Linked DNA regions of Homo sapiens: region 2 is linked to region 1. Evidence: read pairs that join two places in POLR2A ChIA-PET (ENCODE). Cell type or tissue: A673. All regions are shown on one strand. Each heading gives the region's core, and the rest is flanking DNA. Links, peaks and the distances in the headings are about the cores only.

The links. ChIA-PET counts read pairs that join two places held together with the same protein. Peaks named below come from ENCODE experiments on the same cell type or tissue, not always from the same donor. Only the 100,000 strongest peaks of a DNase experiment are listed, where the experiment ranks them.
Region 2: POLR2A ChIA-PET joins it to region 1 with 7 read pairs; 2 of 35 experiments call an interaction of 5 or more read pairs at or near these places.

The regions. Positions count from the first base shown.
Region 1 is chr3:161,681,638-161,697,413 of GRCh38, reverse strand. No RefSeq gene overlaps it. Among named protein-coding and RNA genes, the nearest start is that of OTOL1, 190 kb to the right of the region's middle. RefSeq lists an enhancer at 14,786-15,776. In A673, for the core only: no CTCF peak of the experiment used is centred there; no DNase peak of the experiment used is centred there.
Region 2 is chr3:161,741,722-161,757,497 of GRCh38, reverse strand. No RefSeq gene overlaps it. Among named protein-coding and RNA genes, the nearest start is that of OTOL1, 250 kb to the right of the region's middle. In A673, for the core only: no CTCF peak of the experiment used is centred there; no DNase peak of the experiment used is centred there; H3K27ac peaks cover 897 bases.

The DNA of each region.
Region 1 (15,776 bases), core at 1-5,000:
TCAGGATAAATTAACCCTGTCCACCCTTTAATTTTGGACTTCTGGCCTCTGGCCTCCAGAACTGTGAGAAAATGAAATGTTGGGTAAGTAAAATAATAATAATAATAATTCCTTGTTATTTATTGGAGCATTTGATCAAAAGTGGCTACATAATAGCATTTAAGAGTCTGAAGAAAACACATTTGAGCACAGCAGCACAGGCTAACGCTAAGAAAAGTATTAGGATCAGACTTTGAAATCCAATTCTAAACCCAGACTAAAGAGTACCCAAATTAAAGCAAGAGAACAGACACAATTACCAATGTGAAGAGACGGTAGTACGTCATTTACTTGTTTATCTGATGTTTTTAGAAATATTAAAGGTTCCAGAAAATTCTGTAGTGTTAAACAGAACAATATTATGTCTATGACTGCCTGCTTTGAATCATCACCAACAGAAGAAAAAGATCCTAAATTCCCTTTTAGAAGCTAAGTTTTGGGGACTCAAGTTGAGACATGGTTTTTCTTCTTTTTGAATTAAATTACCTAAAGATTTATTTTGTTTTGTTTTTGTTTTTTGAAAGGGGAAAAATATATCAAAATGGAACCTAAGTGATATCAAGTATAATCGTGAATATAAACCTAAGTTACTGAAATAACAAGACCCTATCCAGTTTGTTAGTAATAACTAGAAAATTTTTCATGCAAAAATCCAAAACCATTTGCTATGAGTATCCCAATGTTCTCTTTTAAGACAAAATACCCTTCGAGGTTGTCTAGTTATTTTGTACACTTTTAGTGCCACTAAGTAAGAGTGGATTACAGTCAGATGGTAAGATTTAAATTAAGGAGATCATCAGTTATATCTATAGTAAAATAGTATTAATTTCAGTTTAAGAAGTTAGCCTTCTTGGAAGTCTGTTAAAATGAGATGGTGTCTTAGTAAGTTTGGATGCCATACAAAATACCATGGACTGGGTAGCTTAAATAGTAGAATCTTATTTTCTCACAATTCTGGAAGACAGAAGTTCAAGATCAGAGTGCCAGCATGGTCAGGTTCTCGTGAGAGCGCTCTTCTTTTCTTACAGAGAGCTTCCTTCTGTGTCCTCACATGGCAGAGAGAAAGAGAAGGAAAGAGAGGGAGAGAGAGATGCATACATAAACTTTCAGGTCTCTTCCTATAAGGGCATTAATCCCATCATGATGGCCTTACCCTCAAGATCTTATCTAAACCTAATTATTTCCCAAAGGCCCCATCTCCAAACACCATTACTTGGGGGTTAAGACTTCAACATACAAACTTGGGTAAGGGACACAGTTCAGTCCACAGCAGATGGTTTTCACTGGTACACCATATTTTTCTTAGTCATATTCCAAGCTCTATTTCTGTGAAATTTTTGTTACAAAAGCCAACTGCTGTGAAAAGTCCTTGGATGTTTTAACAAAAACAGAAACCTCCCATACTAGATGTTATACGTAAGTGGTTTAGATTTTTGGCTGTCTGGTCTGTGGTATGTTTGCAATCTAAGAATTTCCTTAGTAGTTGAATCCAAACAACCAAGATACTGGCTAATTCATTGGAAGGAATTGGTACTAATAGAACCAAGTTAGTTTCATTTTTCTTTAACCAAATCACAAGAAAATTATAGCCAGACACTAGATGTATCCCAAGAAGTTGCTAGTAATGCAAAGAAAAATATTAAAAATAGGGGCTTTATGGATAGCATAGTTCAAGGATAACAAATGCATTGTTAGCAAATCCAGAACCTTAATGCAGAATATATAAAACAGATAGAAAAAATCAACAAGCACATGCTCATTAAAACACGGCAATATGTGACTCTGTTTAACTACATTTTATTCTGTGGGTCTGGGCAGAAGCTATCTACTTTGTGCAGTTGTCGACTACTTCCAAATACCTAAAAACTGTCTCTTCTCAATTTTCTGCTTCTGAAGGATACACACCTAAGAATTATCAGCTTGAGGCCTATGGTCAGAAGACTTTAACGAGCTGAGGATGGTTTATGTCTCTTAAATTGGTAGACATAAATCAAGGATTAGCCCCATATAAAACCCCTCACAGTTTTACTACACGGCTAATGATTAAGAGTAGCTGACCATCTCTATAAAATACAGATTGTCAGCTGCTCCATTTCATAGAGATTAAGGATCTTTCCATCCTTAACATCCATTCCAGAAAACGAAGTCTTCACATTTTAGGTTATACAAAGGTGGTTTAGGAGAATGTTGAGAAAAGGCTTCCTGTACCTGGTGAGGACAAGACTGAATATACTGCATCAGCCCTTTGCAGTATTAGTATTAGTATTATCCTGCTTGCAACAAGACAGGGTTTAGAATTAAAGGGAATATTCCTCAATTCGTGAATCAGACTGTTTCTAACCTATGACAAAAAATTGATGAATGTGAAAAGAAGTGAATCTTATTATCATTAGGGCCAATGAAAATACCTTAGAGCATAAAAGTTCAAAGGACTCTCAGAGCTTTGAAGTTGTTTCATTTTAGAATCTCATTTGTTCTTTCTGTTCCTCAAAGACTGAGGGTGTTAGAGACCATGCAGTTTCTTAATAAGTAACAAGACCTTGAAGATTTCTTAAATAAGAGTCTCAGCAAAATGGGTGCCTCATCATGAAAGAGATAGTGAATAAAGATCAAGAAATTTGTTCAGAACCCTAACACCTTAGCTCTCTGGCTGGAAAACCTCCAATCAATCCAGAGAATAAATACTGACTAAGACATATTTAAGAAGCATAGTGAGTGCTAGATAAATAAAATGCATCCATAGATTTTCAAAGCTTTGGATCGCTGGGCACAGCGAGGTAAAGGCCTTAATGAGCAAGCTGTGAAATGTGGCTGTATTTGTTGTTTCACAGTATTATCTCTTAGGAACAAGAATGTCCTCAAGCAAGCAGCTAAGTTATTTTTGCCTGATCTCAATATTGTTTAACACGGGAACAGGAAAGTAGGCTTGATCTCATTAAAATATAGTACAAGGCACAAAAAAGTATATTGGTTTCCATTTTCTTTTCTTTCTTTTTTTTTTTTATTTTGTGAGAGAAATTTGCTCTGTCACCCAGGTTGGAGTGCAGTAGTGTGATCTCAGCTCACTGCAACCTCCACCTCCTGGGTTCAAGTGATTCTCCTGCCTCAACCTGCTGAGTAGCTGGGATTCCAGGTGTGAGCCACCATGCCCAGCTAATTTTTTGTATTTTTAGTAAAGACAGGATTTTACTATTTTGGCTAGGCTGGTCTCATGGTCTCTGTTTTCAAGAGCAAAGGGAAAGAAGGAAGGAAGGAAGGAAGGAAGGAAGGAAGGAAGGAAGGAAGGATGGATGGATGGAAGGGAGGGAGGGAGGAAGGGAGGGAAAGAGGGAAGGAAGGAAGGAAGGAAGGAAGGAAGGAAGGAAGGAAGGAAGGAGGGAAGGAGGAAGGAAGGAGGGAAGGAGGGAAGGAGGGAGGGAGGGAGGGAGGGAGGGAAAGGAAGCCAGAGAAGTATGTCTAGTAAAGAACTTTGGGAGTGGCTCTTGGCATCGGAACAGACTGGAAACAAATATACCAGAAGCTTACCAAGTTTCTAAGATAAATGCATTGCCAAAGAATCTGTAAGATGTTTTTTAAAAATTCTTTAATTTGTTCAGGCATTAGCATATTCTTGGGCACAGCAAAATTGCACCATCACATAGTAACTATGAAAGTTATGCAGCTCCTAAGGAAGACATACTCTCCAACTCCTAATTCTACTGTGGCCAGAGAGGATAACGGACAAGGAGGAATCTCTCATCCAGTGGAATTAAGATGCCATTGAGAACATTGGACAAGGGAGTTTCTTCCAGAGAACTGAATCAATAAATAAGCTTCCACTATAAGCTAGATAGAGAGTCTACACTATGCCTGCCACAAGAAGTCATTAATGTTGTGAACCAGAGGTAACTGGTATTAGTAATTTTCCAATATTCCACTTCAGTGACAGAAGTTTTTAGCGTGGCTACCTTGTCTCTGTTTTACCATTATTTGTAGAGCATGTGTGAAAGCCATGGGTGTGAGGTGGGAAGGGCAAATAGTTTGTCTTAGTTTTTCCTTTTAGTTCACAGACCACCAGACAACATAGAGCCACATTCAAATCTAAAAACTGGATGCTACATACAAAGACATTGTTAACTTGAAGCTAGATGCTACCTTAGCTTGTCTCTTTGGGAAGTATAAGGACACAATTTCTTGTCCCTGGATGTGAGGGAGAAAAAAACTGTTTTTTTCTACTGTCACACTCAATACTATACTCAACACATAATACTTCATCTCTGGTCTTCAAAATGTGTATAGGGTTTTCCCCATACACCAGCCAAGCAATTTTCCAGCAGACACCAACTGCATGTCCTATAATTCAGTTGAATTGTGACACCATCTACCTGGAGAGAACATCAGATCCTACAGGTTGAGAGCTCAGTCCTGCAAGACTGTTCCTACTTCAGAGGCCGAGTCCCAGATTGTCGCCTGTACTTCTGACTGGCCAGCTATAAATCATGGTTCTTATGACCAGCTCCTTATGTCAATTAATTTCCCAGGATGGCTCACAGAACTCAGGGAAACACTTTACTTACATTTACCCATTTATTATGAAGGATATTGCAAAGAATATAAACAAACAGCCAGATGAAGAGATATACAGAGTGAGGTCTATGGGTGGGGACTTGGAGCTTTCATGATTTCCCCAGGCATGCCACTCTCCAGACACCTCCATGTGTTCAGGAATCTGAAAGCTCTCCTTTTGGGTTTTTATGGAGGTTTCATTACATAGTTATGATTGATTACATCATTGGCTATTTGGTGATCAGCTCAACCTTCAGCCTCTCTCCCCTCTCTGGAAGTCAAGGGGTTAGGGCTGAAAGTTCCAATCCTCTAATCACATGATTGGTTTCCCCGGCAACTAGCCCCATCCTGAAGCTATCCACAATCCCACCAAAAGTCATCTCATTAGAATATAAGATGTACCTATAGCCCAGGAAATTCCAAGGGATTTAGGAGTTCTGTGCCAGAGGCTTCTATCATTCAAAAATTTACAAAGGTCTTGGGAACTCCGTGTCAAGATCCAGGGTCAAGGATCAAATATTAGAATAAAAGATTCTCCTAGCATCTCCATCTACAAAGGTTTTAGAAGCTCTGTCTCCAAAACCAGGGGCAGAGTACAAATATATACTTATTATATCACATTGTGTTATACAATACTAAGACCAGGCATAATTCCCTGTCCCTGTATTAAAAGATATTGAGACCAAAGCAAAATCAACCTAAGTACTAGCTCTACAACATACTTATTCTTGAAAGATACGATTGTGAAACAATTATCAATAGGTATATGTGTACACATATATAGAGAGATATAGACATAAACATAGACATGGATGATAGAAAACTAGAAGGGCAAAGTGTGGCAGATACATAACTAGCTAGCTATTTATCAGACCCATTTCCTCTTCTTCCTGGGCTCACAGCTAGACTACATTTCCCAGGCTTGCCTGAGGTTAGGTGTGGCCACGTGATAGACTTCTAGTCAATGGAACATAAGCAGAACTGATGTGTGTCTGGGCCATTATATATTTCCTATATATGAGTTTCCATACTCTCTTTTGCCTGTGGCTTGAAGTAGACAACTCATTAATATTTTGGAAATTATTTGGTGAAAATGGTAAAATCATAAGCTATAAGGAGCCTCAGTCCCAGCCAGAATCACTGCATAGAGGAAAGCCACCTGCTGACAAGAACTATAAATTGGATGGTTTTTTAAACTAAAACTAAATATTTCTTCTGTTAAGTTACAGGAAATGTTTCTTGCATAGCTGGCAAGAAACGTGTAACATATCATATAACTGCCCTTTAGGGCAGACTCAGGCTCATAGACACCTAGCTAGGGAAACAGCAAAAGCAAGGTTTTCTCCCTGCACTCCCCTCAGTCACACCCCTTGTGCTGGGTACTCTGAACCACTATAGAGAGTGGCTCCCACTACTTCATTTGCCACTCCTTTTAAAATAGACTGTTTGAGCCTAGAGGGCAGGAATTGTATTTTAGATTTCTTCTTGTAGTCTGTCCAGTAAAGCACAAGGTGGCCACTCAGTAATAGCCATTGAATTCAATTTAATTTCTCAATGCTTACATTCAAACACAAACTGATTGTCTCTACTGCCTTGAGGCCTCTCAAACTTCTTTCCAGCAAAAAAAAAAAAAAAAAAAAAAAAAAAAAAAAAAAATGTGCCTCACTGAATGAAGTCTTTCTACTATGGAGGACAACATGAATGCAAGTAAATTTCTAATGAAGAAGAAAGAAAATCCTACCAGGAAAACAAGACTATTCAAATGACAGGTGAGTACTAAGCTGTGGAAATCCACCAAGCCATTAAGAAAAATTCTTAACTCATATATTCTGTAAACAGGTGTCAGTCTTAGGTCAGAATACTCAATTTATCTTGCCCTAAAAGGGAATGTTCATTGGAATCTTTATGTGGCCACAGAAAATTATTTATACAAATAAATAACAAATCAATAGTCACCTAAATAGAATTCAAAAAAAGCCTAGGTCCTTTATTTTATATATATATATATATATATATATATATATATATATATATATATATATACCATTATTTCGTAAGTAGATATTTTGTGAAAAATTGGCACATTAAAACGTACCAAGCAGAATCCAAAATTCATGCCAGGTAACCGGCTCTGGACTAGTTCTAATGATAGGAAAATCTAGCAAAAACACATCTGTGATTAACTAAACATTTCTATAAAAGCAGTGATGCCTCTAGAGTCAGCCAGAATGCGTTTCCATTTTTTGTAGTCTAGTAGCAGCCGAAGATCCAAAAAAGCAAAACTATTTTAGTCACATTTTAGCCTACTTCTGCCTTGTTTATCAACCAGAGAATTTAAACTAACCACGCCTTCTGTCAGCATTCTAGGGAAGACAGCCCAGGATTATCAGTGACTTTCTGTGCCTCTAACTTTACCACATTAGCCAAGAATAATTAGCAATGGTCTGAAAGGAATTGAATTTTTTTTTTTAAGGCAACAATTCACACTTCAGCATTTATGCAAATCTGGGTAATTTAAATGTATGAGATGATTAAGAAAGAATCTTCTCTTTAATTCCCCAAGAGTGTGCATGTTCTTTTCTCCTCATGCAAATTTCTAGGATAGTCTGTTCTTTTATTCTTTGCTTAGAGCACCACACTGTTTAAAAATAAAACATTGTAAATATATACAATGGCATCAGAATCGTGCCTATGGCTTCATATGAGACTATGTAAACACTCAGCAAGAGTGGTATCCTAACTACTTTTGAATTGTGATATGCTTACATGGAAAATGGTGATGGAGAAAAATATAAAGGCAGATATCCATGGAAACTCTTCAGGATAATTTGTCAATTCTGATAAATGTAGTGCCTGCATTTAAACTCTTAAGTGCCTTGCTGTTTTGTGCCCTCGCATCAATTAACATTTAATTTGACTTTTTAACAACATCACTTATCACTAGTTTTTTCATGTCTATGAAGCTAACAAATGTTAGCTTTTCAAAGCTGACAGTTTATGATTACTTATAACCAACACCATTTCAGGGTAATGCAGTAAGAGATTAATGGACCACGGGGATGACACAGCCACAGGGCTTGCTATAAAAAGAGAGATGAACTACAATCCTGATTAATGCCTCTTTTGAATGAATGTACTTGAAAACCAGCTAAACCAATATCAAGAGGAAAAACTTTATCCTAATTATATGAACAGTGCCTTTTTTTTTTTTTTTTTTTTTTTTTGACGGAGTTTCGCTCTATCACCCAGGCTGGAGTGCAGTGGCCCAGTCTCGGCTCACTGCAACCTCTGCCTCCCAGGTTCAAGTGGTTCTCCTGCCACAGCCTCACAAGTAGCTGGGACTACAGGCACCCGCCACCACGCCCAGCTAATTTTTGTATTTTTAGTAGAGACGGGGTTTCACCATATTGGCCAGGCTGGTCTCAAACTCCAGACCTTGTGATCCGCCCGCCTTGCCTCCCAAGGTGCTAGGATTACAGGCGTGAGCCACCGCGCCCAGCATGAACACTGCTTCTAATTGTACACTTCACAACTTATTTAAGGCCTTTGTTTACATACATATATTTTACTAAATAACATCCAGTATTGGAAGCGAAATGAAAAATATGTCAAGGAAAAGTCTCATTTAACAGCATGAAGAAAACAATAATTTTAGATTCAAATTAAGAGAGCAGTATAAATATTTTGTTGCAGGAGAAAGCAATAGATTAGAAATTTTAAATTTTACTTTTAATCTATTTTATATTTGTATGTGTATATATATGTGTGTGTGTGTCAAGGAAGCACACTGAGGTATTCAGTGTATTAAATTGAAATATAATTGCAGTAGTGAATCAGCTAATGCCTGAGAAGAGTCATTTAGCCATCCTTTTAAGGATACTCATAGCTTTTTATCTTTTTAAAGTTCCCTCCATTTACAGTTCTCCTTCATAATTGATTAAAATAAATTTTCAATAAATAAATAAATAAATAAATGCCAGTTGAACCAAGAGGACCATTCAGCACTAGTTCTAATTCCTCCTCAACTAAGTCTTTAGCTACCCAGCTTCTATCTTCCTCAGTGTTTCCTTTCCAAATCAGATGAGAGAAATAAGCTGCCACACCCAGAAGCATGTTATAGTTCTGTTCTACACCAGCACAAAGTTCTTCTCCTGGTTTCTTGTATGTCTCTATCCCAGGACTGACTGTTGAGAATGTGACGTTCATTAATTTTGCCCTCGTGGATAGCTCCTCCAAAGAATCAAAGCTGTGTTCAGTCTCACACTGCAAACAGATCTCTGAAGAGGTAAATCAAAGCATATTACTCATAATTCAAGATAAATTGTGTTGAACACCTTTCAAAGATGACGTCCTTTCAGTGCAAGTGTTTTAGCCCAATAGGTCTCTCACTGATACTTGGAAAATTCAAGAATTTCATTACTTAGGCTATGTATTCAATTTTACCCATAACATTTTCAATCACACTCTTATATTTTATCAAAAATAGCTGAAATAAATTTTGAAAAGTTCCAAAACTTAAAGTAGATTTTGACTTTTCAGGCTTTCTGCCCTTTATAGTATATTGAGTGGAGAATGATTGGGTTTCTGTCAAAATATCAAACTATCACACTGGGAAGGAGTTCCTTTCCATTATCAAAAAAAAAAAGAAAGAAAAGAAAACAGAAAATCTAACATCCACTTGAGTTCTTTAAGAATGTAAAGTTGAATGCAAAGTTAATTTGGACTGCATATATCTCAAAGATATTTCTTTGAATTGATGATCATTGTTAAAAACAGAGGATTTGTACTGCTATTAGGATATCACACAGACACACACAAACACATTTATATACACACACACACACACACATATATATATACACTTTAAATTGCATTACTTTATAGGAAATCAATAAGGTTGCTATCACCACATGTTCCAATTTTTTCTCTCCTTCAAAATTCATCCAATTAATATTAGCTTTTCAGTACCTTTTCATGACTTCTCTCTCAAGGACTTCCAGAGCTTGTTATCTGTTGTCTTTTTGTACATGTTAATGTGTAACATAATTATATGTGTAGAGATTTTCTTTCCATTACTAGCTTGTAAGTTCCTTTTTATCAGGGCCAATAATAGTATTGCTTTGTGTATAGCAACTGATCAATGCACTTTTGTTAAATGAAAGAAAAAATAAATGATTGGATACCCAAATGGATGTATGACTGAATAAACAGCCTAAATGAGAGCACTAAAGCTCAAAAAATCCATATACCAAGGGGAAACAATTATGAAAAATGTCAAGAAATATGGTTTGATTTAAATGGTCTAAATAGATTTTCTTTAATACATTATATATAAATATCTACCCAATATATAACATTTCAAAGGATAAAAGAAACAAAAACAGTTATTTTCAAACTAGACATGTGTTGAATGTCATTGTCAGCCAGGCAATGTGCTGCAGTAAAGGATCTAAAGATACATAAGATAAATCTCCTCACCATCAAGGATCACTGTTTAGTTAGGAAGCAAGACAATTTGTATGATGGATTAAGCCCTCTCCCAATGGGACAACATACCCCCACCACCAAAAAAAAGTCAAACTGCACTTTAGAAAAACTAGTGAAAATAACATCCAAAGATGAAAAGAGTGCAGAATTTCTGAAAGCTATATTGCAAATACGGAAAACCCCAAAGGAAGCGATCATCTTAAGTAGAAAGGCATCTGGTATAGCGGTTAAGGGCCCAAATGGTGGTAGCAGATTACCTGGCTTCAAAATCCACCCTTTCTACTCATTAACTATGTTACCTTCAGCAAATTTCTCACACTCTTTTTGCTTTCTATTTCTCAAACCTAAAAAGTTACGATAATACTTGATTTAACTAAGGAGCTCTTAGGATGATTTGTAATAGTAAATACTAATCCTAGTGCCTCAAAAATAGTAAATTCTGACATAGTAATAGGTGACCATTATTTTTATGTATTAGTATTTTATTATAATAATTTTTTGGGAAAAGGAATATTTCCCACAAGAATAAATCCCCCACACAAACACACTAGACTTGCCCCTAGATCGAAGAAGTAGTGGGCTAGAAAAGAAACAGATATATCATTTAATTAACGAAATAGCCTGTGGAAAAACTAATTCACTGCTCTCCGAAAAACTAACTCCAGTTGACCATAAAATAAAACCACCTATATAACAGTGCAAGTCTGACTTAGGAGACTTCTGAATGGACATAGAGCTAGAGAGGGGATGTGTTACTCTGTTGTACATTGCTTTAAATTTCTTTATACACCTGAGGCTGCATAGTTTATGAAGAAAAGAAGTTTATTTGGCTCACAGTTCTGCAGGCTGTACAAGCATGGGATCAGCATCTGCTTGGCTTCTGGTAAAGTCTCAGGGAGCTTATAATCATGGTAGAAGGCAAAGGGCAAGTGGTGTATCACATGGCAAAAGGGAGCAAGAGGAGAAGAGGAGGTGTCAGGTGACTTTAAACAGCCAACTCTCATATAAACTAACAGATTGAGAACTGTATTAGTTCATTTTCATACTGCTATAAAGAACTGCCTGAGATTGGGTAATATATAAAGGAAAAAGTTTTAATTGACTCACAGTTCAGCATGGCTGGGTAGACCTCGGGAAACTTACAATCATGGCAAAGGCAAAGGGGAAGCAAGGCACCTTCCTCACAAGGCGGCAGGAAGGAGAAGTGAGTGTGAGCAAGGGAAATGCCAGACACTTAAAAAACCATCAGATCTTGTGAGAACTCACTCATTATCACCAGAACAGCATGAGGGAAGCTGCCCCTATGATCTAATCACTTTGGGTGCCTCCATTGACACATGGGGATTATGTGGATTAAAATTCAAGATGAGATTTGGGTGGGGAGAACTCACTCATTACCATGGGGAGGGCATCAAGCCATTCTTGAGAGATCCACCTCCATGAACCAAACAGCCCCTGCTAGGCCCACCTCCAATAGTGGAGGTCACATTTCAACATGAGACTTGGAGAGGACAAAACATCCAAATCGTATCAGGAGAGCGAATGCCCTGGTAACTGACACCGACCCTCATCTCTAGAAGACATGTTACCTTTATGCCATAATGCAGTGATTGAAAGCTCATATGTCAAAAGGGCTTGACAGATGAACATCACTGAAATGAGTAGGGTTTAAATGATGGGAGTGATGGAGACTATGACAAACAGGAGCACATGGAAAGGGCAGACTTGACTTAGTTCTAGCCAGTTGTTGCCATGCAAAGACACAGACTCTTATTTGCTAAATTTTTATATTTTTCAAGAAAAAATAAAATCTCTAATTTCATATAAAATGTTCCAATTTTCACATTAGTCAGTGGTTTGTGACCTCTGAAGGAAAATGGACTATGCCACAAGAATTTCCCCATCCTTCTTACTCATTCAAATCTTCTTTTATTCCCAAAACAGTAAGATACTCACTCAGGCTTAAGAAAGATACACAAGCTACTATTAGTGCTGAGCATAATTCTCATCTATATAAACAAACAAACAAACAAACAAGAAGCACCAAATATTTGATGAAAAAAGACAGGTGATACCAAACCTTACCAAGAGAAAAGGTAACTTCTGATGAAACTTTATTATTTTTGAAAAAGAAAATCTTCAATAAGTATAATTACTTAAATGGACTTAAGTATAATTAATACAGCCAGAGGTTTAGAGTATTACAAAGAATCAAAAGAAGATGTAAATGGAGGAAGAGAAGAAGGAGAAAGATGAAAATAAGGAGAAGGAGAAAAGTGAGAAGAGGCTGCTATGAAAAAGAAGCAATGAGAATATTTGGAAATTTTTTATATTATTTCCAAAGTCAAGAGACCAATAGATAGAGTAGTAAAACAAATCCAAGTAGAAGATTAATTATTTGAGCTGGAAAAACAAACTCAGGGATAATCATCAAACACAATACACAAAAGATAAAAAGTTGAAAAATTTGTGAGAAAATATTAAAGGTAGAGAATTCTATCTGAGAAGTCTGCAAGAAGACTAATAGGGGCTTCAGAAGAAGACAGAGAGAAGACAGGGGAAGACATAGACTCCTGAAGAAAATTTCCTTGAGCTAAAAGACGTTAAACTTTAAATTGAAAGAATCCTGTATGGAATTAAGATAAAGAAGCTTACCTAGACATATCTTGGTGAAATTTCTGAATTCCAAAGATACAGATAACATGTTAATACAATTGAGAAAAACAAAACATATTTTTTCTATAATATGTACCATATTTATTAACGGATACTAAAAAAAAACAGAAGTATGTCATTAAACTCAACTGTCAGGAAAAATTAAAGACATTCTTTGAAAATTTATGATATATAAACTGTTCTCAAATAACTTCTTGAGAATGTATTCAATATTGCACTTCACAAAAATAAAAACTAAATACAAGAAAAAGACATGATTCAAGAATATAGACATGTACCATATAAAAATAGTAATATAGATCCAAATGTTTGCTTTTTAAACACATGGAATGTGAAAATACAAATAGCTTTGCCTAAAATTTAAGATAAATCTGTAGAAAGAAAATAATAATAAAAGGCAGAGAAGGAGGAGAAAATTAAGCTTAACTAAAGGATGACACCAAAAAAGATGGCAGAAATAAATTCAGTGATCAATAAACATAAAAAATGTGAATGGGTTATATTCTGCCACAAAAATAGAGACTGTCACATTGGATTCCAAACTACTAATCCAGCCATAGATTGATAATGAGATAGTTAAAACTAAATGACACAGATAGATTAAAAATAAGATAAAAAATATATAGAGAGAGTTATACATATGAAGTGATATAGATACATACAGATGATATAGAAGATATAGATATAAATATAGATGATATATAGATATCTATATCTCTATAGTGAGGATAGATCTGTCTCTATATATAAGATTATATATAAGATTGTACATAAGATTTAATATATAAGATTATACATAAGATTATATATAAGATTATAATATATAAGATTATACATAAGATTATATATAAGATTATATAGATAATATGTGCAATCCAGATGGATAGATGAATCTTCAGACAAATCTTTACTTTCTCCCCAGAAATGTAGCTGTAACAAAATAGAATTCAATGTCTGGAAATTATTTGAAATGATAAGAGAAACAATTCACCAAAAAATTACAAGGAGTTACATATTTTATATACCAAAAAATTAACATCAAAATATAACACAAAATTCTAGAAGTATAAGGAAAAATTTACAAGTCAAAATTTATATAGAGAGGTAGATTTTGCATATGTCTCCAAGTATGGTTACATCAAATACACAAAAATTAGGAGAAAGGAGATTTTAAAAAGTTAACTTATAAGCATAATATCAAATAAAGAAAATATTTTCTCATCAAGCAGAAAATGCACATTATTTATGTAGGAATAAAACTTTCAAAGATTGCTCACAAAACACCTAATTTCCAAAAATACAAATCATAGAAAACTATAATTTTCATCATAATGCAATAAAACTAGAAACTAACAACTAAAAGATAAACCAAAATACTTGTGCATTTGTAAATTTATAATTTTAAGATGCTCCTCTTGTTTCTGATCATCTGTCTTTTACATTTTTTAATTACAGGAAATGCTTACGAGTTGAAACAAAATCTATTTTGGCATTGATTCTTAACACTGGAAGAAGTCTTTTTAAAAACATTTAAAGCTCAGATCCTAGCCCCTGGAGCAGCAGTATTTTCAAAAATTCTCCCAGGTGATTCTAAAATGCAGTAGATAAGCGTTCTTTGAGAAACCTCCAAACTGCTCTCTACAGTAGCTGAACTAATTTACATTCCCACCAACAGCGTATAAATGTTCCCTTTTCTCCACATCCTTACCAACATCTGTTATTTTTTTACTTTCAATAATAGCCATTCTGACTGGTGCAAGATTGTTATCTCATTGTGGTTTTAGTTTGCATTTCTCTGATGATTAATGATGTTGCACATTTTTCATATATTTGTTGGCCTCTTGCACATCTTCTTTTGAGAAGTGTCTGCTCATGTCCTTTGCCCACTTTTTAATGCAGTTATTTTTTTTTCTTTTTGATTTGTTTAAATTCCTTATAGATTCTGGATGTTAGTCCCTTGTCAGATGCATAGTAAACAAAGTTTTCTATAATGCCATTCTGTAGGTTGTCTGCTTACTCTGTTGATAGTTTCTTTCCTTGTGCAGAAGCTCTTTAGCTTAATTAAGTCCTGATTGTCAATTTTTGTTTCTTTTGCATTTGCTTTTGAGGTCTTAGTCATGAACTTTTTGCCTAGACCTATATGTCCAGAAGAGTTTTTCCTAGGTTTTCTTCTAGGATTTTTATAGTTTGAAGTTTTATATTTAAGCCTTTAATCCATTTTGAGTTAATGTAAATTAATTCAGTCCCTGTGAAAAGCAATATGTGCATTTCTCAAAGAATGAAAAACAGAACTACCATTTTGACCCAGCAATCTCACTACTGAGTATCTATCCAAAAGAAAGAAATCATTCTACCAAAAAAACAGCTGTATTAGTATATTTATTGCAGCACTGTTCACAATAGCAAAATCATGGAATCAATCTAGGTGCCCCTCAATAGTGTTAGCTATGAGTTCTAAATTTCTTTTCAAAGAATCAATATGTCAGTATGTTCACTTCTTTGCCTTCTACTTTTAAATTTAACTTCCTCATAAAGCAACCTTTTTCGATTACCTGCTCCCCCCTGACTCATTTCAATCACCTGCTCCACCCTGACTCATTCTAATTACTTGCTCCACCCCCATTCCGATTACCTACTCCACCCTGACTCATTCTGATTACCTGCTCCACCCTGACTCATTCCATTACCTGCTCTGTCACAACCGTTTTTCCCGCCAAACCACTCACCCCATCACTCTCTTTAAATTAGCCAATCGGAATTAGTTTAGCCCGTGCAGTTTAACCCTAGCCAACAGGTAAAGGACACAGCAGCAGAGGCCATGTGCATCAGGGATAAGAACTCCTTCCCCTCCCTTGTCCAAATGTGTGCTCATCATTGCTCCATCTGTAAGGGTGCACCCTTCTATAGAAGTACCTTGCCTTGCTGAGAATTAAAACAAAATTTTATATTCGAGTGCTATTTCTTTTGCAGCACTGAAACTTTATATATAACAATAGTAAATGGAATAAAGAAAATGTGGTATATACATA
Region 2 (15,776 bases), core at 1-5,000, 60 kb before region 1:
AATGGCTCATGCTTTTAATCCCAGCACTTTGGGAGGCCGAGGCAGGCAGATCACCTGAGGTCAGGAGTTTGAGACCAGCCTGACCAACATGGAGAAACCCCATCTCTACTAAATATACAAAATTAGCCAGGCGTGGTGGCACATGTCTGTAATCCCAGCTACTCGGGAGGCTGAGGCAGGAGAACAGCTTGAACCCAGGAGGCGGAGGTTGCAGTGAACCAAGATTGTACCGTCACACTCCAGCCTGAGCAACAAGAGCGAAACTCCTCTCAAAAAAAAAAAAAAAAAAAAAAAAGTTGGTTATAATATTGTTTATCACAGCAATGTTTATAATAGAGAAAAGTAAGAAAGCACCTGAATATTTACAATAGAGAGTCGTTTTAATAATTTATGTGACATCCACACACAGGATGCAGCTATTTTAAATGATACTGTAGATCAGCATTTTCCTAATCCTTTTAGCAGTAAAACCATTTTGTCAAAAACCTCCTACGCATACCTGCAATATATAAAATGAATACAAGCAGAGCTTCTCTGTTTGAAATCAGGTAAAATGGCTGAGAAAATTTAGCCCTGCTTTTATAATCCACTATGGCTTTTGCATCTTTGATAAATCTCATTGCACATAAGTGTTACTAACATGGGAAATTTTTCACAATAGGATCAGAGAAACAAAAGATAGCTACAAAATAAGTGTAGACAAATTTGTTCAAAAAAGTAGGTGGATGAAGGACAATAGAGTCAGAATCCGTTATCAAAAAAACAAGTCCTGTTAGTAGTGGATAAGAATCCCACTCGAATCCAGAGGATAATGCAGCCTAGTTCTTTATTTTTCCCATCAGATTGCCCTACAACACCTCTGGGTAGTGTTCCAGCATTCAGAACACCTTTATTCTTGGCTCCATCTGGGAGTGCAATTTTTACCCCTTAGAGTCCTGCTTACAGATTCTTCAGAATAATAGCATCTTACTACTATTGATATCTTTCAAGGTACAACTTGATGCTTTATTAGGTAAAAGAACTCCTTTCCTCAACCACTCAACACACATCAGAGGTAAGTATAAAAAATAATAGGTGGAATGAAAAGGACAAAGCCTCCTAAGACATAGACTTAGATCTAGGATTCAATTTCAGCCACTTTATTTCATTTTTTTCCCTGATTCTTGATATTCTTAGGTTACTGTTTTTGTAAATGCTAGCATCCAAGTCACCTCCTTCTATACTTTACTCCCACACTAAATCAGGAGTAACAGGTGTGACCAATAGAGTATAGCACAAGATGGGATGTGTAATTTCTGAGGCAAAATCATAGATGTCATTGCAGCTTCCACTTTGCTCTTTTGGATTGCTTGCTCTTGTAAAGGCCGGCTACATTCCCCTAAGAACACTTAAAACATGGAGAAGCCCACATGAACAGGAAGTGAGGGCCCTGAACCACAAAAAGCACAACTTGCCAGCCATGTAAATGTTCCTCCTTGAAAGTGAATTCTCCAGTCCCAGTCAAGCCTTCAGATGGCTGCAGCACCAGTAGATATCCAACTGCAACTTCATGAGAGATCCTAAGCAAAAACTGACAAACAGAATCCCCTCCAGATCCCCGACTCACAGAAATTAATAATGGTTATAGTTGTTTTAAGCCAGTAAGTATTATTGTAATTTGTTGTGGAGCAATGGATAATGAAAACACTCTTACCCAAATTAATTGTGAACGGGAAGTATCTTCCTGAATCTCTTATCTCAGAGGATCCATAGGCCTTTCAATAATATGAACCTGATCAGTGCAGCAGAGCAAGGCTATTCATAATTCCTGCCAGCACTTGTTAAATTCTAACTCCCTTTGCACTACTCTATAGTCTCATTTTAGCTGAAAAGTCTTTCTTTCTCTTTTAGTTCTTGACTATTTCTATCCTTCCAATAATATCTATTGCCAATACTTAAAATACATTCAAAGGAAGGATAGATAGGAAGGAAGGAAGGAAGGAAGGAAGGAAGGAAGGAAGGAAGGAAGGAAGGAAGGAAGGAAGGAAGGAGTAGCCATCTATTAATAGATAAAAAGGAGGTTCATATTTGCTAAGCGCTTCTAAAAGGCAAAAATAAAAAAAAGTGCCACAGAGAGACTAATAAACAAATTTATATTTTTTTATTAGTTTGTGAGACTGGAAACCTGGTACAGGTGTTCCCTGCTCAAGAACCTGATTCCAATTCACTTCAGCTGTCAGCATCTTCTGCTACTTCCCTCCCAGTATCACATCCACATTCATTTAAGATACATTGCAATTTTTGATGACCACACGTTTAATTAGCATTCAGTCCTGTTGATGGAATTGAGACTCGAAATTAGGGTGTCTTCAACAACATAATTTGTTTATCTCACACATAAAAAGTCTGACTTAACAAAGCTGCTCTTCTCTGCAAAAGTATCAGGACCTAGGTTTGTTCCCTTATTTTTTTTTTTTTTTTTTTTTTGCCATCACTGAGGTACTGTCCTTGTCCACATGATCCACAATAAAGCAGAGTGGATGGCAGGGATAGGAGAAATCGTTCTCATTTATTCCGTTCACATTCAGTTGACAGGAACATTGTCACATGAATATGGATACTGCAAGAAGGCTGAGAACTCAAAGCAGGATTTCTCAGTATTTATTCCCCCTTCAGTATATATCACACATAGGTATAAGACTCAGCTATGGCTGTATGCAAATTTTAAAAATACCTCATTACAGGCTTGGACATATTTTTCAATTCTTTTTACTTTACATCCCTTTTGATTAATATTAAAATCTCAATCATCTCCCCTTACTCTCTACCCTAACCACGTAGTGAATATTGCTTTCTCAAGCAATGGCTGGTGCAATTGCATTCCAACAATTGCTGTGACATTTAAACTATTAGAACTATATCTAGGCTGCATTGATGAAATGTTCTAAGGTGATTTATTACACAAGAAGTAGATTTCCTTCCACACAAACCTTCATAAAACAACATAATGATCATTTTATTGCCAAAGAACTTGAGTGATGATTTTCTCCATCTGTAAAACTTATATTAAACAACCTGAGTCATGTTATTTTTAAATTGCAAATGATAATTAAATGATCCAGTTATAAATAGTATAAATCACTCATTATCTTATTTTTCTTCTTGGATCTGTAACTATTCTTGTGATAAATATCCTTAAAAATCAGTCTACAATGTAGAATGCGGTGAAAACACAAATTCAGTGCAACAAATATTAACAACACTCACCATACAACAGGCTGTGTGTTTGGTGGTTAGGATAAGCCCACTGTAAAGCACTTAAACTGAAATTCGAATAAGGAGAAGGATTTAATCAAATGCAGGTAATAAGGGCAATTCATCCATGGCAACATTTCATCAAAGGTCTAGAGGAAAGAAACTGGCCCCTTCAAGTTCATTATGTAAAGATCATAAAGAATCAGAGATGATCAAGTCATGAAGTTGGAGACAGAGTCACCAACTGTATCATGCAAGAGTTTTAGGGATTTTATCCTAAGGTCAATTGGAATCCATTGAAGAGTATCAGGTAGGGGACTAAAATAAGTAAATGTTTTTTGAAGAAATCATTCTATCTTTCGTGAGAAGAGAACATATGGTAGTAAAAACAAAACCTAAGGATGGAGAGCAGGCAAAACTGCATGTGGATAAAGTAATTTTAAAAGCAATTGAAATAATCCAAGCAAGAGGCTGGAGACTGACAATGAATACAGGAATACAGGAAATGTGAATGGATCTGAAACTATTTAACAAGCAGAACTGTCATGACTTACACAGGAAAAATTAAAAGATGGGGAAAAAAGATGTTAATACAGTTACTCTGTGTAATAGTATTCCAGCTAACTTTTATTCTGATTCCTATTTTTTTATACCCTCCAAAATGTCTGCAGTAAACAATATGAATTGGGAAAGCTGATCTAATCTAAAGGTGCCATTTGTTTTATATTATACAATTGTAATAATAAAAATAATACACAGAAAATAATCCTTCAGGTGCCAATGCTTTGACAAGACTACGGGTGGTTTATTTCTTCCTCTTTGGTGGGCTTTGCAAATGTTTTGCAATTTATTTTTAATTTATCTAAACATTTACTCAACAAATATTCATTAAACACCTACACTCTCCCCATCTCTCTGCTAAGGACTGGGGATGTAGCAGCAATAAAAACTGACAACAGCCCCTGCCTTCACAAAGTTTACATTCTAGTGGTAGTGGCAGACATCAGAAAATAAACAAGGTAAATAAGTAAAATACGTAGTATCGTAAATGGTTAGTAAATTCATTTTGATCTATTTTTAATTGCCAAAATAAACTTCTTCCAGTACAATAAGAGCAAAGTGAAGGAGAAATGGAACAAACAGGTAACGTTCAAACAACATGGACTCAAATGCCATCCCTTCATCCCTTCTTTGTCATTACCACCCAATAATAAAGCTTCTATCTCCACTCCTTGAACTCAAAGCACTTTGCCTTTACAGGTGTATAGCACTTATCTGGTTATTAGAGTTGCTGAACATATTTTTGTTTCTCTTTTCCAGCCTGGAATTTTGAATAGACAATGTTTGAAAATAGTGGTAGGGAGAGAGCCATTGTTCTTATATTTTAATATTAAGTAGTTAATACACCACAAACGAACTTCATTTTTCCTCTACAGACTCTTTAATTATGAGAAATATGCATTTATTATGAATTAGGAAATGTCTATTACAAATCCTATTTCTCAAAGAATTCCATATTTGTAAATAGAACTTTCTATTTAAAAAATCTGCTTTTATGAACATCATCTTTTTAAACATCATCTTTTAAGCCTCACAAACCTAATGATAATGTGCATCTGACTGGCTGCAAATTTTAGTTGGGAGATATTTCCAGAATGGACAGATTTTATTCACACACATGATCCACAAATAAGAAGTCACTCCGCCACCCATTGGCAACCAGTCACATCACAACCTCTGCAGCTAACAGAGTTGGGAATTGCTTATTTGAGGCTGTGAACAGTGAACAACAGATGTCAGAGAAGATCATCACAGCCCTGCTAAACTTTTGGAATGATATTGAAATTTTCAGGTGAATTATCTCATAGTTAAGTGAAAGGTTTCATGTGTATTTTGCCTGTCTTTTGTTTTATGCTAAGAAAACAAAGCTTCTATTCTAACTACAAATTAATGTTTTGTTTTTTTAAGGGTAAAATAAATGTGTTCATTTAATATTCAGGATCCATTTGCTAATGCATCTTAAAAATTAATAGCATGCAAAACATTGTGTTTTTAATGAAAGGATTTGAACATCCCTTATAATGTGCAAAGACTAAGTGTATTTTATAAACTTAGTGAAAATAATTCACCAAGTACAGTATGATAAGCTCTTAGCTGCAAAGGGTACTCACAAATCCTGATGCTAGAGGAATTATGATTTGGGGGTAAGCTATTTCAAACCTCAATAACTTTGCTCCCTTTGGGTTATGGTGGGAATATGGTTTATTGATTTTTCTCAAAACATCTAGTGCTTTTCAATGAGGCAAAATTTCAAGTATCTTTATGCAGTAATTTCAAAATTCTCCTCAAACTATAAACAAAGATTTTTTTCCTGTATAGTGACTATGAAGCAACAAATATTATAATGCAGATCAGGCTCCTCATGATAGCAAAAAAGAAATGTGATTATAGATAAAAATCGTCATCCGAAGTAATACCTTTCCCTGAGAGCCAGCAGCATGCTTCTGTAGCCCATGGTATTTAACCCTGCTTTCTACAGAGCATGCACTTTTTAAAAAACATAAGTCCATACAACATAAAGGCAGATTGAAATGAATAGGGTATACACATCTAAGTGCAAAGTTTTACAAAAGAAGAATAATGATTTTACTAATTAAAATTAAAAACAAATCCAAAATAATAGAAAATGTGTCATGTATTTGTCAAAGAACGCAGAAAATTGTTTTTAAACTGAAAAGAAATGAAATATTACAGAGTTTTTAAGAACAGGTTTTTAAATTACATCTTCAATTAATTTTTTAAAAGGATCAACAAAATTGATAGACCGCTAGCAAGACTAATAAAGAAAAAAAGAGAGAAGAATCAAATAGATGCAATAAAAAATGATAAAGGGGATATCACCACCGATCCCACAGAAATACAAACTACCATCAGAGAATACTACAAACACCTCTACGCAAATAAACTAGAAAATCTGGAAGAAATGGATAAATTCCTTGACACATACACTCTCCCAAGACTAAACCAGGAAGAAGTTGAATCTCTGAATAGACCAATAACAGGAGCTGAAATTGTGGCAATAATCAATAGCTTACTAACCAAAAAGAGTCCAGGACCAGATGGACTCACAGCCGAATTCTACCAGAGGTACAAGGAGGACCTCATACCATTCCTTCTGAAACTATTCCAATCAATAGAAAAAGAGGGAATCCTCCCTAACTCATTTTATGAGGCCAGCATCATCCTGATACCAAAGCCAGGCAGAGACACAACCAAAAAAGAGAATTTTAGACCAATATCCTTGATGAACATTGATGCAAAAATCCTCAATAAAATGCTGGCAAACCGAATCCAGCAGCACATCAAAAAGCTTATCCACCGTGATCAAGTGGGCTTCATCGCTGGGATGCAAGTCTGGTTCAACATACGCAAATCAATAAACGTAATCCAGCATATAAACAGAACCAAAGACAAAAACCACATGATTATCTCAATAGATGCAGAAAAGGCCTTTGACAAAATTCAACAACCCTTCATGCTAAAAACTCTCAATAAATTAGGTACTGATGGGACGTATCTCAAAATAATAAGAGCTATCTATGACAAACCCACAGCCAATATCATACTGAATGGGCAAAAACTGGAAGCATTACCTTTGAAAACTGGCACAAGACAGGGATGCCCTCTCTCACCACTCCTATTCAACATAGTGTTGGAAGTTCTGGCCAGGGCAATTAGGCAGGAGAAGGAAATAAAAGGTATTCAATTAGGAAAAGAGGAAGTCAAATTGTCCCTGTTTGCAGATGACATGATTGTATATCTAGAAAACCCCATTGTCTCAGCCCAAAATCTCCTTAAGCTGATAAGCAACTTCAGCAAAGTCTCAGGATACAAAATCAATGTACAAAAATCACAAGCATTCTTATACACCAATAACAGACAAACAGAGAGCCAAATCATGAGTGAACTCCCATTCACAATTGCTTCAAAGAGAATAAAATACTTAGGAATCCAACTTACAAGGGACGTGAAGGATCTCTTCAAGGAGAACTACAAACCACTGCTCAATGAAATAAAAGAGGATACAAACAAATGGAAGAACATTCCATGCTCATGGGTAGGAAGAATCAATATTGTGAAAATGGCCATAGTACCCAAGGTAATTTATAGATTCAATGCCATCCCCATCAAGCTACCAATCAATGACTTTCTTCACAGAATTGGAAAAATCTACTTTAAAGTTCATATGGAACCAAAAAAGAGCCCACATCACCAAGTCAATCCTAAGCCAAAAGAACAAAGCTGGAGGCATCACACTACCTGACTTCAAACTATACTACAAGGCTACAGTAATCAAAACAGCATGGTACTGGTACCAAAACAGAGAGATAGATCAATGGAACAGAACAGAGCCCTCAGAAATAACGCCACATATCTACAACTATCTGATCTTTGACAAACCTGAGAAAAACAAGCAATGGGGAAAGGATTCCCTATTTAATAAATGGTGCTGGGAAAACTGGCTAGCCATATGTAGAAAGCTGAAACTGGATCCCTTCCTTACACCTTATACAAAAATTAATTCAAGATGTATTAAAGACTTAAATGTTAGACCTAAAACCATAAAAACCTTAGAAGAAAACCTAGGCATTACCATTCAGGACATAGGCATGGGCAAGGACTTCAGGTCTAAAACACCAAAAGCAATGGCAACAAAAGCCAAAATTGACAAATGGGATCTCATTAAACTCAAGAGCTTCTGCACAGCAAAAGAAACTACCATCAGAGTGAACAGGCAACCTACAAAATCGGAGAAAATTTTTGCAACCTACTCATCTGACAAAGGGCTAATATCCAGAATCTACAATGAACTCAAACAAATTTACAAGAAAAAAACAAACAACCACATCAAAAAGTGGGTGAAGGATATGAACAGACACTTCTCAAAAGAAGACATTTATGCAACCAACAGACACATGAAAAAATGCTCATCATCACTGGCCATCAGAGAAATGCAAATCAAAACCAAAATGAGATACCATCTCACACCAGTTAGAATGGCGATCATTAAAAAGTCAGGAAACAACAGGTGCTGGAGAGGATGTGAAGAAATAGGAACACTTTTGCACTGTTGGTGGGACTGGAAACTAGTTCAACCATTGTGGAAGTCAGTGTGGCGATTCCTCAGGGATCTAGAACTAGAAATACCATTTGACTCAGACATCCCATTACTGGGTATATACCCAAAGGACTATAAATCATGCTGCTATTAAGACACATGCACACGTATGTTTATTGTGGCACTATTCACAATAGCAAAGACTTGGAACCAACCCAAATGTCCAACAATGATAGACTGGATTAAGAAAATGTGGCATATATACACCATGGAATACTATGCAGCCATAAAAAATGATGAGTTCATGTCCTTTGTAGGGACATGGATGAAATTGGAAATCATCATTCTCAGTAAACTATCACAAGGACAAAAAACCAAACGCCGCATGTTCTCATTCATAGATGGGAATTGAACAATGAGAACACATGGACACAGGAAGGGGAACATCACACTCTGCAGACTGTTGTGGGGTGGGAGGAGGGGGGAGGGATAGCATTAGGAGATATACCTAATGCTAAATGACGAGTTAATGGGTGCAGCACACCAGCATGGCACATGCATACATATGTAACTAACCTGCACATTGTGCACATGTACCCTAAAACTTAAAGTATAATAATAATAATAATAAATAATAATAAAGTAAAAAAATAATAAATAAATAAATAAATAATAGAATAGTGTAGTTAATAACTCATCATATAGAAATATTTCTCAGATATCCTGAAACACATTACCCTATAAACAGGGCATAACTGGAGACAGACTGAGATTATGGGTGATTTTTATTTTTTCTTTTTATACTTTTTGGTAACCTGGATAAAAATTGCTTTTCTAAACAAGAAAATTTTTAAGATATCAACAATATATCATATCACTTACTTTTTTTTTGCTGATCAGACTTTTTCTCTTTTTTTTTCTGAGACAGAGTCTCACTCAGTCATCCAGAATGAAGTACAGTGGCATGATCATGGCTCACTACAGCCTCAACCTTGGGGGCTCAAACCATCCTCCCACCTCAGCCTCCCAAGGAACTAGGATCACAGGAATCCACCACCATGTCTGGCTAATTTTTATTTTATTTGTTGTAGAGACAGGGTCTTCTTATGTTTCTCAGACTAGTTGTGAGCTCCTGGGCTCAAGCAGTCCTCCTGACTCCACCTCTCACAGTGTGAGGATTATAGGCATGAGCCACCATACCCAGACCAGATTTTTCTTTATAAATAATACAAATCACCCTTACCTCCAGCCAAATTAGCATAAATTTCAAATTACTGGTGTCCATTTAAATGTAATTGTGTAATTTTCTTCCTTATATAAATATATTTATTTCTTATAAATATGAAAATAATATTATTAATAAAGTACCTTTTACCATGCATTTATTTCATGCCAGACAAAATGCTAATTATTTTTTAATCATCCTAGAAATCTGCTGAAGTAGTATAATTCTTATTTTACAACAAACAAACTGGAGCCCACTAAAATATTTTCCCTACATTTGCACAGCTCCGAAGTCATGATTTCAGCCCTTATCTAAAGAACTCTAATCCTGTGCTCTTTCAACTACACTTCACAGCAATATAGAGAGCTAGGCATTACAGAGATTTAAAATAAGTAGAAAATATCTGCGATACCCCGAACAATTTCACAATCTAGGTATAGAGAAGATACAATAACTGTAAATGACTGTTTACAAATGATTGATAATTATAATATTCTAATATCATTTGTTATGCACTGTACTAAATACTTTACATAGATTATCTCCTTTATTTCCACAACTGACATCTGACAAGTTTCTGCATAAATCCTATTTCACAGAGAAGTGTTCTTCGGCCTCCTAATCTACACCAGATCCCTGTGTCATGTGCTCATTATAACTGACTCTCTTCCTCCAGTTTTCAGTTTTGTATTTATTGGATGAAAGATTTCACGAGGGCAGTGAAAACTGGTGTTTTTTGTTCTCACTCCCCACAAACTGTTGGACACATTTAAAATATCACTGGGTAGAGAAAAAATTAAAATTAATATTTATATCTCTTGAGTCACTTAAAAATACAGAGGAATGTTTCTATTCATAATCTACAGTAAACATCTAAAAATATCTTTATCTCATCTCTCTCTCACTATCTCACTTGTAGTATAGCTGACACCAAAATCTTCTTCCTCTTTCTCTCTTAACTTTCTAAAATTATCTTTCAAAACTTTATTTTTGCTGTATCTCTTTTTTTACTGTATCTTTTTTTATCTTCTATCCTCTCTCACTCTTCAGATGTCTCAGGTTTCAAATTTGGATCCTTTCAATTTATTGAATCTATTAATTATTCTAATTATTCTCAACAAAGTTTCAGAGACAGAAGTGAAAAATAAAGAAAGAACAGAGGAGATAGATATATCTTGCATGTCAGTCTAAAGAGTGGTCGTTCCTCTGTTGTATGGTGGTAGGATATTAAAGGTTTATGAGAAATGTCATGATAAAAGCAGTATTCAGTGAAGGCTAAGTGGGCGATATTCTGCAGAATAAATTGTAGGAAAGGAAAGAAATTTGAGAGTAAAAGTTCTGTTATAAGGCCACTATATGGACCTAAGATTGAGATAATGAATACTGATTTGGGGTGTAGGCAGTAAGAATTGAAAAAAAAAATGCATGGATAAAAACAGTAATTATAAAAGAACAGAATTTAAAAGGAATTGCTAGCTAATTGACTGTTCTAATTAGCTGATTGGAAGGAAAGAATCAAGGATGATTCCTCTTACAAGCCTGGCTGAATGTGAGAATGATACAAAGATACTAGGAGTCCAATATCATAATCTCTATCTAGCTTTGACTTTGTAAACATATTAATTATTATGCTTACCAAAAATGATTAAGTATAATTCAATATACTTATAATGCCTTATTATATATAAATGTCCTGCTATATTAATGCACTTTCATTAGTGCTGAATTACTAACAAAGTACATAATAACAATTTGGTAGAAAAAAAGTACATTTATCCTGAAGTGAAGGAGGAAAGTAAGAAAAAAAAACTAATAAAATGGTTAGCCTTTCAATTGCAACTGTATTTGGTAAAAAGAGAAAATACATATAACATTATGTATTAATCTTACTAGAGGTTCCAATCCTTTTACTGTCCCCAGCACAATCAGATAGCATTATCAGGTACAATGTCATCACTATCTTTAATCCAAAGAGGAAGTCATATTTGCCAAGGCAGAACTGCATTTTGAAAGAAACCCTTTAAATGCCAGCTAACCTAAGCTTGTAGGCAGGACAAGCTCCACAGAGATTGCTTCAAACTCTTAATTTATATGGTCATATTTGTAAATAAAGAAATATGTGCAGGGTTTAAAAACACACCACTTAATATTGGTGAAAAGGCCACATTGATTATATATTATTCTTAGTCATAAATCTATGTTCACTACGCAAATTTTTAAAAATCTGACATCTTAAGAGAGAGAATATGCTGTAGTGAGTGACTTGACAATCAGCCAACTTGGCTAGGCTGAACTACATTTCCCAAAAGACCCTTCTTTGTGTGTTTTCTGTGAGAGTGGATCAACCACAGGAGAGATTCTCATGGGGCATTTGGAGGGAGGAATTGAAGCGGCACTCATTTTGTTGCTCACACATCTTACCTATCTTCTGGCTTATGGTGTTGGCATAGGACGGCTACCAGGCCTGCAACTGCTCCACCTTCTCCCAGTTCTCTTTCAGCATTACCAACTACTGGGCCAGATCTGTGTGTTTAGCTCCATGACAACAAGCTCCTTGACTTCTGCAGGACATCAGTGCTATCAAAGTCAGAGGCAATAAGAACTGACACTTCAGTCAGTCCTCGTGGACTTTAGTTTGTGTGTTCCAGTTCATTCCCACTCTCTCCCAATTTATATCCACCTTCCCTTCCCAAGTGAACAAGTTCAAGCATCAGATCAGATGTGAAGGCAAACAGCAGTAAAGAGACTGCCTAACCAGGTTCTGCAGTTGCATTTGATATTCTCCATGTGTGTCTATGTGTGTTTAATCTAGTGGTTCCGCTTGTCTGATTAAGCTTGTCTGATTAAACTTTAATGTGTTTTCTCATTTTTTGCAGCTTCTGGAGACCACCTGCATATATATATATATATATATATATATATATATATATATATCAACATCTATATATATCAATATATATACAAACATATATATTGCATTATTTCTGTCAGGGCTCTCTAGAGGAACAGAAATAATGGAATATATATGTGTGCGTGCATGTGTATAAATAATAAACTCATTGTGTGTGTGTGTGTGTGTGTGTGTGTATATATATATACTATATATATATATACACACACACACACATGAGTTTATTAGGTATTAACTCACATGATCACAAGGTCCCACAATAGGCCGTCTGCAGCTAAGGAGCAAGGAGAGCCAGTCTGAGTCTCAAAACTGGAGAACTTGGAGTCTGATGTTCAAGGGCAGGAAGCATCCAACACGGGAGAAAAATGTAGGCTGGGAAGCTAGGTCAGTCTCTCTTTTCACATTTTTCTGCCTGGTTTTATTCTAGCAGTGCTGTCAGCTGATTAGATGGTGCCTAACAAGATTAAGGGTGTGTCTGCATTTCCCAGCCCACTGACTCAAACGTTAATCTCCTTGGGCAACACCCTCACAGACACACCCAGGATCAATACTTTGCATCCTTTAATCCAATCAAGTTGACACTCTGGGTTAATCATTACACCTATCATGTATTGGGGGAAATTCAGCCCCCGATATTTCACATGGGTCCTTTTCTGTTTTCCCTAAGTGTTGGCTGGTCTGAGAAATAAAGGAAAAGAGTACAAAAGAGAGAAATTTTAAAGCTAGGTGTCCGGGGGAGACATCACATGTCGGCAGGTTCCGTGATGCACCCTGAGCTGCAAAACCAGCAAGTTTTTATTAGCAATTTCCAAAAGAGGTGGGAGTGTACGAATAGGGTGTGGGTCACAGAGATCACATGCTTCACAAGGTAATAAAATATCACAAGGCAAATGGAGGCAGGGTGAGATCACAGGACCAGGGCGAAATTAAAATTGCTAATGAAGTTTTGGGCACACATTGTCATTGATAACATCTTATCAGGAGACAGGGTTTGAGAGCAGACAACCAGTCTGACCAAAATTTATTAGGTGGGAATTTCCTCATCCTAATAGGCCTGGGAGCACTACAGGAGACTGGGGCTTATTTCATCCCTTATGTACAACCATAAAAGACAGACATCCTCAGAGGGGCCATTTTAGAGGCCTACCCCTAGGCACGCATTCTCTTTCTCAGGGCTGTTCCTTGCTGAGAAAAAGAGTTCAGTGATATTTCTCCTATTTGCTTTTGAAAGAAGAGAAACATGGCTCTGTTCTGCCCGGCCCACAGGCAGCCAGACTTTAAGGTTATCTCCCTTGTTCCCTGAACATCGCTGTTATCCTGTTCTTTTTTCAAGGTGCCCAGATTTCATATTGTTTAAATAATTTGTACAGTTAACGCAATCATCACAGGGTCCTGAGGCGACATTCATCCTCAGCTTACAAAGATGATAGGATTAAGAGATTAAAGTAAAGACAGGCATATTAAATCACAAGAGTATTAATTGGGGAAGTGATAAGTGTCCATGAAATCTTCACAATTTATGTTCAGAGATTGCAGTAAAGACAGGCATAAGAAATTATAAAAGTATTAATTTGGGGAACTAATAAATGTCCATGAAATCTTCACAATTTATGTTCTTCTGCCATGGCTTCAGCCAATCCCTCAATTCGGGGTCCCTGACTTCCTGCAACAATCATAGATAATAATATGTGTTTTGAAGAAAATAAACAAGATAAGGGGACATAAGTGTTCTTTTATAGAATGTGGTCAGTAATATCCTCTTAAATAAATTTTGTCAAGCAGAAACCTGAATGATAATACTATTCTAATCTAGATAGAAAGACTAGAAAATGTTAAGGCCTTGAGTGGGGGAAGTTGGATAAGTTCAAGAAAAAGAAAAATCACTTTAGATCACACCGAGGAAGATGGATATGTAATAAGAGCAGACCTAAAGACATATTCCTGAGGCCAGATCTTATAAGGCCATGTGTTAAGCAAATTGGGCTTTATTCAGGGTATAATGGGAACCCAAAGAGGTGTAGTGTTGTAGGTGAGTTAGACAGGAAGATAAATTATCTGATGTAGTTTTTTAAAAGTTTGCTCTGGCCAAAAAAAAAAAAAAAAAAAAAAAAAACACAACAACTAAAGAGGATTGAATAATACAGTTATTACCTATTCTCTTACTCTGTTCCTTATAGTCCAATTATTATTTGAAAGTTTTTATACTTGATTATTTATTTTCTAGTGAGGTCCATGGACCACTAGCACCAATATTACCTGGGAACATATTAGATATACAGAATCTCAGACCACATCCAAGAATGAGTAAATTGGAATCTGCATTTAATATTGCGAGATGATTCATATATACAAGTTTGTGAAGCACAGTTTTAAAAAACATCGAAGTAGTCTTAGAAAAGACAGTGACTTGGCCTAGGGTAGAGGCAATGGGAATTGTGAAAAGTACTCATATTCAGGATATATTCTGGAAGTAGAAGCTAATAAAAATTGCAGATGGATTGATTGTAAGTAGGAAGAGGAGGGAAAAAATCTCCAAGGAAAAGGTGTAAATTTGGGAGCTGAGTAATTGGAGTTGGTGGTGCTACTTACTGAGATGGAGAAGATTGAGACAACAACAGGTTTGCTTTGTTTTTGAGTGTCTTATGTTCGAGATGCCTATTAGTCATCAAAGTGGCAATGTAAGTCATTCAATCAGTCATGTTTGTATCAGAGCTACCCCTAAAATGTTAGAACCCCAATAAAATACCTTATTTCAAGTGACTCGTGACAGTTAACAATGAGTAATAAGTCTGTGAATGATTAACAACAACAACAACAACAACAAAAATGGCAAGCAAGCAGAATATTTCCCGAAACTCTTGCCCTTTGAAGAACCAAGGTTATCAGCACCTGAAACTATCCAGCCTAATCCAGGGCAAGTGGCTGGCTTAATTTAGGGGCATTCAGATATTTCTGTATCCTATATAACACTTACCATACAAATAAGGTAACATTGACTTTGCTGTGCAGGTCACTTATAACTCCATTGCTTTATTCTGTATATTTTGGGTCTAAAGGTCATACTGATTACCATAAAGTTCAGAGGTGAGGTTGAAACAGGAGATGTAAATTTGGAAGACATGAAGGTTATAGTTGGTATTTAAAGTCATGGGAGATTGGAAGCCATCATTTGGTGAGAAAACATAGAAATGAGAAAAGAAACAAGAATGATCCCAGGAGCACTCCATCATGTAGAAGGAGTAGAGTGGAATAAGACTCTTCAAAAGAATTTGAGATAAAGTGGCTAA